2 separate regions of the Mus musculus genome follow, and region 1 is linked to region 2. A link is a contact called in ENCODE POLR2A ChIA-PET data. All regions are on one chromosome and are shown on one strand. The core of a region is the stretch at or near the end of the contact, and the rest is flanking DNA. Distances in the headings are between cores, read along the strand shown.

Region 1 (4,759 bases), core at 542-3,041, 150 kb after region 2:
GATGTGTCAAGTTTCTGTCTGTGATTAACTGTGTAAGGGAAACCTGGAGAAGAGAAGACATCCAAATTTCCATCTGGGGTTCTTGGACCAGAGGTTAAAAGGGAAAGGATGTTCAGCTTTAGGGGAAGGTACAGATCGTCAGAGGATAAAGAGATAAAGCACACCCCACCCCCACCCCCACCCCACCACGCGGAACCGAGCAGTGACACCAGCAGCTGAGTTTTGGGCTAGTGTCCTCAGTCTCTGGACCCTACTCTCTCCCCTACCCATGCCTCACTCACCTCAGTTCACCTGAGTTGCCCCCAATGAAGCCATAACGGTCAGCCTGGCGATATGGACTGGGCCCACTCAGCTCTGAGTCAGACCCTAGGGAGCTAGAATCATCCTGTAGTTCTGATAACAAGTCCTCTCCCAGGGCCTGGGCCATTCTGCCCTGGACCCCAGTGTCACAGGCTGCAAGACATACAGAGAGCCAGTGTGAACAGCCAGACTCAGGCTGGGGATTCCAGCCACCAGTCCTCAGTCACAGGGGACTAAGCCCCCTCTTTTGCTGGGGAGTCGGGTAGACCCTGAGACCAAGTCTCTGTGCAGAGCCCCAGCCCCAAGCCTGGCCCCTACCCCAGCAGCCCGGCTCACCTCCTTGCTGCACCTCACCTCTTCTTCTCACTTCCTCCTCAGTCTCAGCTCAGCAGCTTGCTGGGGGCCCCTCCCTGGTGGGGGGACTCCCCCCTTCCTCTGTGAGGTTCTTCCTGCTTGCCCTAGTGCCAGAGCCACGACCTCCTCCCATCCAGAGGATGCTGGGTGTATTGATTCCCTGGCTGGCCCAAATTGAAGATGACAGGCCACCTTCAGTTTTACCAAGTAAAACCAATTTATGGTTCCAATAATAATTATCCTTTAATGTCATCCCACCCCTCCAACCCCCTGCCCCGGGTTTTTTGTTTTGTTTTGTTTTGAGAGTGAAGGGGTAGTGTGAGAACAGGGTCTTATGTAGCCCAGACAGGAGATGACCCTGAACTTCTGATCCTCCTGTGTCCAGACTCCTGAGTGCAGGAATTTCAGGCACTGGAATTATAGGTTTACGACACCAAGCCTACTTTAATGTTCCTTCCAGAGCCGGAGCTGGAACCTCAGGCCTTGCACATGCTAGACAAGTCCAAGTACTCTACAAAGGACTTACAACATGAACGAGATACAACGTATTACATCACTTATGGAAAAAAAATGGACGTAGCAGGCACCAAGGCAACCTGGACCAAAACACTGCTTAGAGTTCAGTAGCAGGTGTTCATGGGTCTGGCCATAAAGATGGAGGTGAATGTGAGGCTCCGGAGGTCTGGAGCCCACTCTCAGTATCATTAAGCCTTAGTTTCTTTTTCTGCACTTCGAGGAATTTATTTAGTGTTTGAGAAGTCAGCGATTAACATGCTCATACCACAGTCCCACGCAGGGCTGGGGTGGGAGAGACTTGGAAAGAGAAAAACAATTCCTACAGTACTTCCGGCCCTAACTCATCTGAACGCGGCAGGGCGATTCCTCCAGGGTGGAGCCGACCTAACCCCGCCCTACCGAACCCCGGCTCACCACCCCTGCCAGCCCCGCCCGCTCGCCCGAGGCCCTCTCGGGCTGCGGAGCTTCCCGTCCAGGGGAGGCGCTAGAGAGCGGGGAACTACGGACGCGGCAGGGCGGGGCGGGGCGGTCGACCGAAGAGGAGGGGCGGCGGGCCGGGGGCGGGCTGGGGAGGGCGGAAGGAGAGCCAGGCCGGAAGGAGGCTGTAAGAGGGCGGGAGGCAGGAGAGGGCCCGGAGCTGGTGGGCCGGAGCGGCGGCGCCGCCATGTCCGACAGCGAGAAGCTCAACCTGGACTCCATCATCGGGCGCCTGCTGGAAGGTGGGCAGGGGTAGGGAAGGTGCGCTCGCGCCGAGCCCGGGCCCCTCGCCGTCTGGAAGTGGCGCGCGGGCGGCCCGCCGCTCCCGGGGGCTAGCGTCGCTTGGGCGGGGACAGGCCGTGAGGATCCATGGCCACGGCACCCCCCCCCCCCGCGGGCGCCTGGGCTTTGGAGCGCGCTCAGAGGCCGGGGGTGCACGAGTGCCCGGGACTCAGGGTGAGGCTCCTGCGAAGCTAGCTGGGAAGGGATCCCGAAGCGAGGAAGCTTCGGCTGACAGGCTGCTGAGCACAGGCGTTTCTCTGGAGGCCCTCCGGGTGGCTAAGGGGTCGGATCTTGCCTTTGAAGGCCTGACGCAAAGGTTTCGGGGTGAGGGGGTGGGGGCTCACTTGCAACAGTTGCCCCTGTTAGGGGGGCGCGACACCTACCCTCGTCCGGTCTGCGAGGTCAGGGTCCCAAGACCCTATTCCGTACTCAGTGCAGGGCTCACGGCCTGGGAAGAACGTGCAGCTGACAGAGAACGAGATCCGTGGTCTGTGCCTCAAATCCCGGGAGATTTTCCTGAGCCAGCCCATTCTTCTGGAGCTTGAGGCGCCCCTCAAGATCTGTGGTAAATCCTTGCACAGAACCCTTTTGCTTCCTGAAAATAGCCCCTACTCGTGCCCCATTAACCGTGTTCCTCCACCCTTTAACCTATTGCTGGCCCTGGGGTCAAGTTTACATCTTGCACCTACCTAGTTTTCTCTGGTTCCCAGGTGACATCCATGGCCAGTACTATGACCTTCTACGGCTGTTTGAGTATGGTGGCTTCCCTCCAGAGAGCAACTACCTCTTCTTGGGGGATTATGTAGATCGGGGCAAGCAGTCTTTGGAGACCATCTGCCTGTTGCTGGCCTATAAGATCAGATACCCGGAGAATTTCTTTCTACTTCGTGGGAACCATGAGTGTGCCAGCATCAACCGCATTTATGGCTTCTATGATGAATGTAAGTGCTTTGAATGTTGCTGTCTGCCCAGAACTACATTCCCTGCTCTTCATGGGCCCCCTACATTGGTCTAGTGCCAAAAGACCCCCAATGATGAGCCCTGTAGGGCCCCAGCAACACGTCTGTCGTCCTTGGCGCTCAGGAGGGGCCTGGTGAATGGATGTACATGCAGGGCTGCCCATTTGCTAAAGCCACAGCCCTGCCTGATGACACCCCCTTCTAGTACATTCCTTAGTAAACATTTAGGATGCCTGTATGAATAAAACAGACCCACTCCTGGTTTGGCCTCATCCATGGGACCAGAGTGGGTACCACCATCATGGTTGGGCCAGACGAGTTCAGGTGTTGGAATTCTGGAAGGTAGATGAGGGTAGAGCAAAGAGAAGAATGTAAGCTTTCTTTGCTTTTCGGTCTTTTTTTCTCAGCTTTGTCCCTGGATGGGTGCACAGAAACCTAGACTGGGGTTGGGGGTTGGGGGTGTAGTCTTCCCTATGAGCCGCTTCCTTTTGCGCAGGCAAGAGAAGATACAACATCAAACTGTGGAAGACGTTCACTGACTGCTTCAACTGCCTGCCCATTGCAGCCATTGTGGATGAGAAGATCTTCTGCTGCCACGGGGGTGAGAGTGGTTGTGGGTCTGTGCTTGGGTTCTTGGGCCACATCCTTAGGGGCCTTGTAAAGTTAACAGAACTCTTCTCAGTTCCCTGGAATAGCGCTCCTTGAATCTCATCTTGGATATCGCTTATTAGGGGAGATTACCACACCCCCGTTTGTTTTTGAGACTGGCTTTCTGGGTAAAACCCTGACAGTCCTGGAACTCACTTTGTAGACCTGGTTGGCCTTGAACTCACTAGAGCTCCTGCCTATCTCTGACTCCCAAGTGATGGGATTAAAGGCATGCTCCACCCACCAGTTTGGTTGCACTCTTTCCTGTTGTGGCATGAGGCATCCTGTAGTCAACTCATTAATCTCCTTCTGCCCCCCCACCCCCGAGGTCTGCTATCTGTACTTCTAAGTGGTGGTGTCATATAAAGTGAGTTCCAGGACAGCCAAGGCCACAGAGAAATGGGGCCAGTGGGGAAGTAATGGATTCTGTCTCCCTGAACTTAAGGAGCCCAGATTAGCGGTGGGAACAGTGGAGCTGTCCCACCCCAGAGCTGGGCACAGGACAGCACTTGGTTTAAGGAACACTATTCCCACTCCACCACCCCCAGGCCTGTCTCCAGACTTGCAATCCATGGAGCAGATTAGGCGTATTATGCGGCCCACAGACGTGCCTGACCAGGGCCTACTGTGTGATCTCCTGTGGTCTGACCCTGACAAGGATGTTCAAGGCTGGGGCGAGAATGACCGTGGTGTCTCCTTTACCTTTGGGGCTGAGGTGGTAGCCAAGTTCCTGCACAAGCATGATTTGGACCTCATCTGCAGAGCACATCAGGTGGGCTGGTGGCCTGGGGCGGGCTGGGGGTGGGGGTGGGGTGCCTAACTTACAGACTAAACCGTTCCTGCCCTGGCCCAGGTTGTAGAAGATGGCTATGAGTTCTTTGCCAAGAGACAGTTGGTGACACTCTTCTCAGCTCCCAACTACTGTGGAGAGTTTGACAATGCTGGTGCCATGATGAGTGTGGATGAGACCCTCATGTGTTCCTTCCAGGTGGGTGTGGGGAAGAGGCTGCCCAATAGACGCCTGGCTCAACCCCAGGACCCTGATGAGTGTTTTCTCTTCCAGATCCTCAAGCCCGCTGATAAGAATAAGGGCAAGTATGGGCAGTTCAGCGGCCTGAACCCCGGAGGCCGGCCCATCACTCCACCCCGCAATTCTGCCAAAGCCAAGAAATAGCCTCCATGTGCTGCCCTTCTGCCCCAGATCGTTTGTACAGAAATCATGC
Region 2 (5,024 bases), core at 1,437-3,936:
AGATGTTGGTTCATTTCTCTTCTTCTGCTCTTAACCCCTTCCTGTTTCAAAGGTCAGCAAATATTAAGCAGGAAGATGTCCTGGTCCCACCCTTATGTGCAAGTTTCCTGTCCTCTGCCCTTTTCCAGCCTGAGGGTCCCAGAGCCCCCTTTTCAACAGGAAACAGCACCAAAGACACCTCTTCTGTCTTACAAACTTTATTAGTGCTGGGAAAACGGGGACAAGAAGCTCTTGTCTCTTCAGTCCACTACTGTTTGCCATTGCCATTGATGGGACGGTTCACATGTTCCGGGGAGGACAGAAAGGCCTTGATCTTGGGCCGGGCACTGAGGCGAGCCACATAGGCAGAGAGCAGGGGGAAGTTGTCCAGGCAGCCAGGGGCCAGGACTTGGTGGATCAGCAGCAGGTCCAGCAAGTTGTAATCGGCAAAGGAGATCTGCAGGGGCAGGAGGTGTGGGTCTCAGAAGCTGGGAGGAGGCTGGGGCTGGGGGGCAGAGAGCTGAGGGCCCCCACCTCCACCCCTTAGCTCTGCTCCACTTTACATATGGCTCCCTCTTGTCCTTATCCACAAGGCAAAGGCAATGCAAGAGATGCTCACCTGGTCACCCACGATGAAAGCTTTGCCTCCCTGGTTCTGGGACAGCAGGGTCTCAAAAGGCTTCAGATGCCCAGGCAGGGCCTTCACGTAGTCATTCTTACCATTCTCCTGCCAGGGAGACACCCAAAGATGTACCATCCTCCCACTGTCACAGTGCCCTGGGCACTGGACTCCTGCTGCCCTGTAATGAATTCCAGATATACCCCACCCCCCAGGGACATGGCCTACCACTACCTACTTCCTGGGCTGCCTGGTGTCAGGAGACTAGCCACCACTGTGCCTGCTGCCAACACCCAGGCTTTGACCAGGTCTCAGTCACTTCAGCTGCTAATTCTTTCTTACACCATTCAACCACTCCATCCCTTCTATGCTCTCCCTCCCTACCATAGGCTGCCCTGGACAGCTCACAGTGTAGCTCAGGCCACCCAACTACTGTGATTGCAGGTGTGCATTACCACCCCCAGCTAAGTTCTCTGGTCTTTATCATAGTAAAGCTCTCAGAGCTGGCACCCTGAGGATCATTCGGAGCTTCACATTTAAATCCAGCCATGAACAGACTCTTCAACAGCCCCACAGAGTCCAAGCCAGCTGGTCCAAGGGCTTTAGGACCTGGCCTTCTGCCCCAGCTCTGTCTCTTCATGTTCTGCCCCTATGCACACACCCACACACGTGAGGGCACACACACTCTTCCTATCTGCACCCGCTGACCTCTCCTGAAGCTGTCTATTGGCCCTCTTTACAGTGCCCCAGACTGCCCTACCCTGCTTCGGGCTCTGATACAGGAAAGGAAACTAGGGAGGCAAAAATACACAAAGCTCCTTTGCCCATCGCTCCCAACCCCCACTCCCCGGGATCTAGGCTCACATAGTTGGTGTAGATGAGGGTGACATATTTGCCGCGAAGGTCCTCCACCCCATCATTCACCATATCCATCTGGGCGGCCTCCCTCTGGTTTTTCCCATAAAGCCCTACGGGTTGAGAGAGACAGCATGACTGATCCCTGATTTCCTCAGGCATGTGGCTGTTGGTAGGTCGAGGTCTTGGGGGAGGGGATATGGGCAGTCATGTGAGACCCGAGCTCATGAAAGGCAACAGGAAGCCATGGCAGGCAGACCACAGATGCAGCCTGAACAAGAATAATCTCTGTGTGTCCCTGTTTTGCTCTGTCAACTCAAAACTAAAAAGGGAGTGGCCAGCTGGGCAGATACCCCCTGAAACAATAACTGATACCCCCCCCACCACCCTGCCCACCAGCTGGACCACCTGGGTTCAGGACTTACCCAAAGAGCGGCCAAGGTGTCTCAAGATGGCATTAGATTGGTAAAGGGTGAGGTCTCCATCCTCAAACTTGGGGAGCTGCCCATACAGCTGGAGGGAGGAACAAGAACCTTGGTGATGCTGCTGCCTCCCAGTCACAGCCCTCCTAAGGCCCTACCTCTGCCCCCTCCACTACGGGTGTCACTCACACAAGTGGGCTTGAGCAAGCCTTGCATCCAGGTATCTATGGTAACCACCTCCTCCTTCCAGCTCTGGCCCTGGTCAGCCAGCAGCATTCGCATGGCCTCACACCGCCCTGTATGGAGTCAGGGTAAGGATTTGGGGACAGCATTCAGGCCCAGCCTCAAAGCAATTTCAAGTACAAGGACCACTTGCAACCAGAAGGAGAATAAAAAATGAACTGGAATTTCTTCATGGAGGATAGGAATGGTGGGCTGCAACCCCTACCCCAGACCTCCCCTTCCTGCAGTCATTTGGTCTTACCTCGAACTGGGAAGTAGACAATGGTGTATGGTGGCACTGGGGTGGACAAGAGAAGAATGTTAGGTAGAAAAGGGGTAATGATTAGGTTTCAGAGTGGTACACTTTCCCACCCCATCTCCCGGGTCCCTTCTCTGGTTTGAAACGCCTCCCCATCCCCCACCCCACGCCCCAGGCTCCTGTTGCAAGCTGCCCGGTGCAAAGAGCGCCAGTCGTGAGCGAGCCCAGGCCCCGACAGCTGCAAGCTGGTTGTCCTGGGAAGCTGTGCGGAGCGGACTCACTGCCTGCTGGGTGCGGATTCAGTGCTGCGTAGACAGAGGGGTACTCAGAGTGAGGACGCACGCGTAGGCCACCGGGCCGCCAGCCTTATAAGGGGCATCGCGCTCCGCCCCGGATGCTGACTCAACACGTTGGAGAGAGAAGCCGGTAGCGGAGCTCTGCAGCTCCCGCCTCCTGCCGGGGACACTCGCTTGTGGGACCCGAGTCTGCAGCGGTGCTGGGTTCATTTTTTGGTCCTGCTCCGAGAAGGGTGTGTCCAGCTCCCTTCCACTTTGTACTGGAGCTGGACAGCTTTCTGCAGCATGTGCAACTCTGTCAGCCTTTTGCCTGTCCCCATCTACCAACCTCTGTAGTAGATTCCACTAGTGGCCATCCTTAACTCACCAACTTCTTTCTCCTCCCAAAGAGCTTCATTTGATCATTTGACCTTCGCCAGGAGTAATCAGAAAATTGTTATCCTAACTCCTCACACTCGACACAAACACCAAATAAATGATAAAAATAAACGAGACTAACAGGGTTGGAGAGATGGTGCAGCAGGTAAAGTACGTACTACACAAGTTCGAGCACCTTCTTCTCACCTCAGCACCTACATAAAAAGGGTGCAGCACGCATACAGAATCCCGACTCTAGTCCAGGTGGTGGCGGAGGCTCTCATCTTTAATCTCAGCACTCAGAAGAGAGGCAGGCAGATCTCTGTGAGTTTGAGGCCAGCCTGGTCTACAGAGTGAATCTCAGGACAGCCAAGGCTACACATGAGATTTTTGTCTTAGGAGAAAAAAAAAAAAAGGAACCCCAGCTCTGTGAGAATAGGGACAAATCTTGAGTTTTGTTAGCTGACCCGTCTAGATGAACAGGTAGGCTCCAGGTTGAGTAAGAGACCCTGTCTCAAAAAAATAAGGTGAAGAAAAAAAATTCATCTGTATGATTCTCCACCTTTAAACAGGCCAATCCAAGCCCCACATAACATAGGTGCACATTTACTGAATCTGGAGTCTTTATTCTGTTATGACATCTCTGTATTGTGTAAAACTTTCATTACATAAAACTGAATGATTTTTCAGTTGGTTTAAAAGAATCACCCCTAGTGACATCTTTTTTAAAGATTTATTTTATGTTTGTGAGTACACTGTAGCTGTCTTCAGACACACCAGAAGAGGGCATCAGATCCCATCACTGATGGTTATGGACCACCATGTGGTTGCTGGGAATTGAACTCAGGACATGTGGAAGAACAGTCAGTGCTCTTAACTGCTGGGCATCTCTTCAGCCCGATAATCCTTCTAATTTTAACTCTCAGGGCTAGTAAGAACAAGACAAAAAAAAAAAAAAAAAAAGAAGAAGCAAACAAAATCCACTAAAAGTTAGATTTCTGTTTAGATAAGATTTTATCTTCTCCTCGGTGTCTTACTTACTCTGAGAACTCTTGTTAACTCACCTTGGCTTGTATGTGTAGGGGGCAACAAAACTCACGTATCACCAGCAAGGTAAGCAGAGGCCCTCTGTACAGTTTGTGACCCTCCACCAGGCCAGCCTCGGGTCACAGTTCCTTAGCCCATCCAAAGCCAGGGAATTAGCTCTGGCCTGCAGCCAGGTGTTGAGTATTCCTGGGACTGACTGGCAAATCAACATGGGGCCCCCTTCATTACATGTTGGTTCACTTTTCTTTCTTCCTTCCTTCCTTTCTTTCTTCCGTTCTTCCTTCCTTCCTTCCTTTCTTTCCTTTTTTGTCCCTGGTTTTTAAGACAAGGTTTCTCTGTATAGATCTGGCTGTCCTGGAACTCTGTACACTCCTACACTCTGAAGATCAGGCTAGCCTCCAACTCAGAAATCCACCTGCCTCTGCCTCACAAGTGCTGGGATTAAATGTGTGCGCCACCACTGCCCAGCTCATTCATATATATATGTGTGTGTGTGTATGAGAGAGTTGGGGTGGGGGTGGGGGTAGAGGCAGGGTTTCTCTGTGTAGCCTTGGCTGGCCTGGAACTCACTTTGTAGACCAGGCTGGCCTCGAACTCAGAAATCCGCCTGCCTCTGCCTCCCAAGTACTGAGATTAAAGGCATGCACCACTATGCCCACTGTTTTGTTTTGTTTTTTAGATTTATTTATTATATGTAAGTACACACCAGAAGAGGGCATAAGTTCTCATTATGGATGGTTGTGAGCCACCATGTGGTTGTTGGGATTTTAACTCAGAACCTCCTGAAGAGCAGTCAATGCTGTTAATTGCTGAGCCATCTCTCCAGCCCTAATTTCTCTTCTTCTTCTGCTCTTAACCCCTTCCTGTTTCAAAGGTCAGCAAATATTAAGCAGGAAGATGTCCTGGTCCCACCCTTATGTGCAAGTTTCCTGTCCTCTGCCCTTTTCCAGCCTGAGGGTCCCAGAGCC

What was found. ChIA-PET counts read pairs that join two places held with the same protein, here RNA polymerase II (POLR2A).
Region 1: POLR2A ChIA-PET joins it to region 2 with 16 read pairs in Patski. The contact joins the promoter of Ppp1ca here to the promoter of Gstp1 in region 2. POLR2A ChIA-PET finds 5 or more read pairs at or near these places in 4 of 5 experiments (Patski and embryonic stem cell).

The regions. Positions count from the first base shown.
Region 1 is chr19:4,190,383-4,195,141 of GRCm38, forward strand. It overlaps Ppp1ca (protein phosphatase 1 catalytic subunit alpha), which reads left to right and starts at 1,792. Exons shown (of 7, transcript NM_031868.2): 1 at 1,792-1,889; 2 at 2,363-2,494; 3 at 2,640-2,870; 4 at 3,385-3,489; 5 at 4,085-4,308; 6 at 4,390-4,524; 7 at 4,600-4,759. The coding sequence starts at 1,835. The coding sequence ends at 4,710. Tbc1d10c (TBC1 domain family, member 10c) reads right to left here and starts at 665. Exons shown (of 10, transcript NM_178650.3): 1 at 637-665; 2 at 282-453. The coding sequence starts at 427.
Region 2 is chr19:4,035,226-4,040,249 of GRCm38, forward strand. Gstp1 (glutathione S-transferase, pi 1) reads right to left here and starts at 2,687. Exons shown (of 7, transcript NM_013541.1): 1 at 2,638-2,687; 2 at 2,360-2,395; 3 at 2,065-2,171; 4 at 1,879-1,966; 5 at 1,463-1,566; 6 at 599-706; 7 at 186-436. The coding sequence starts at 2,638. The coding sequence ends at 248.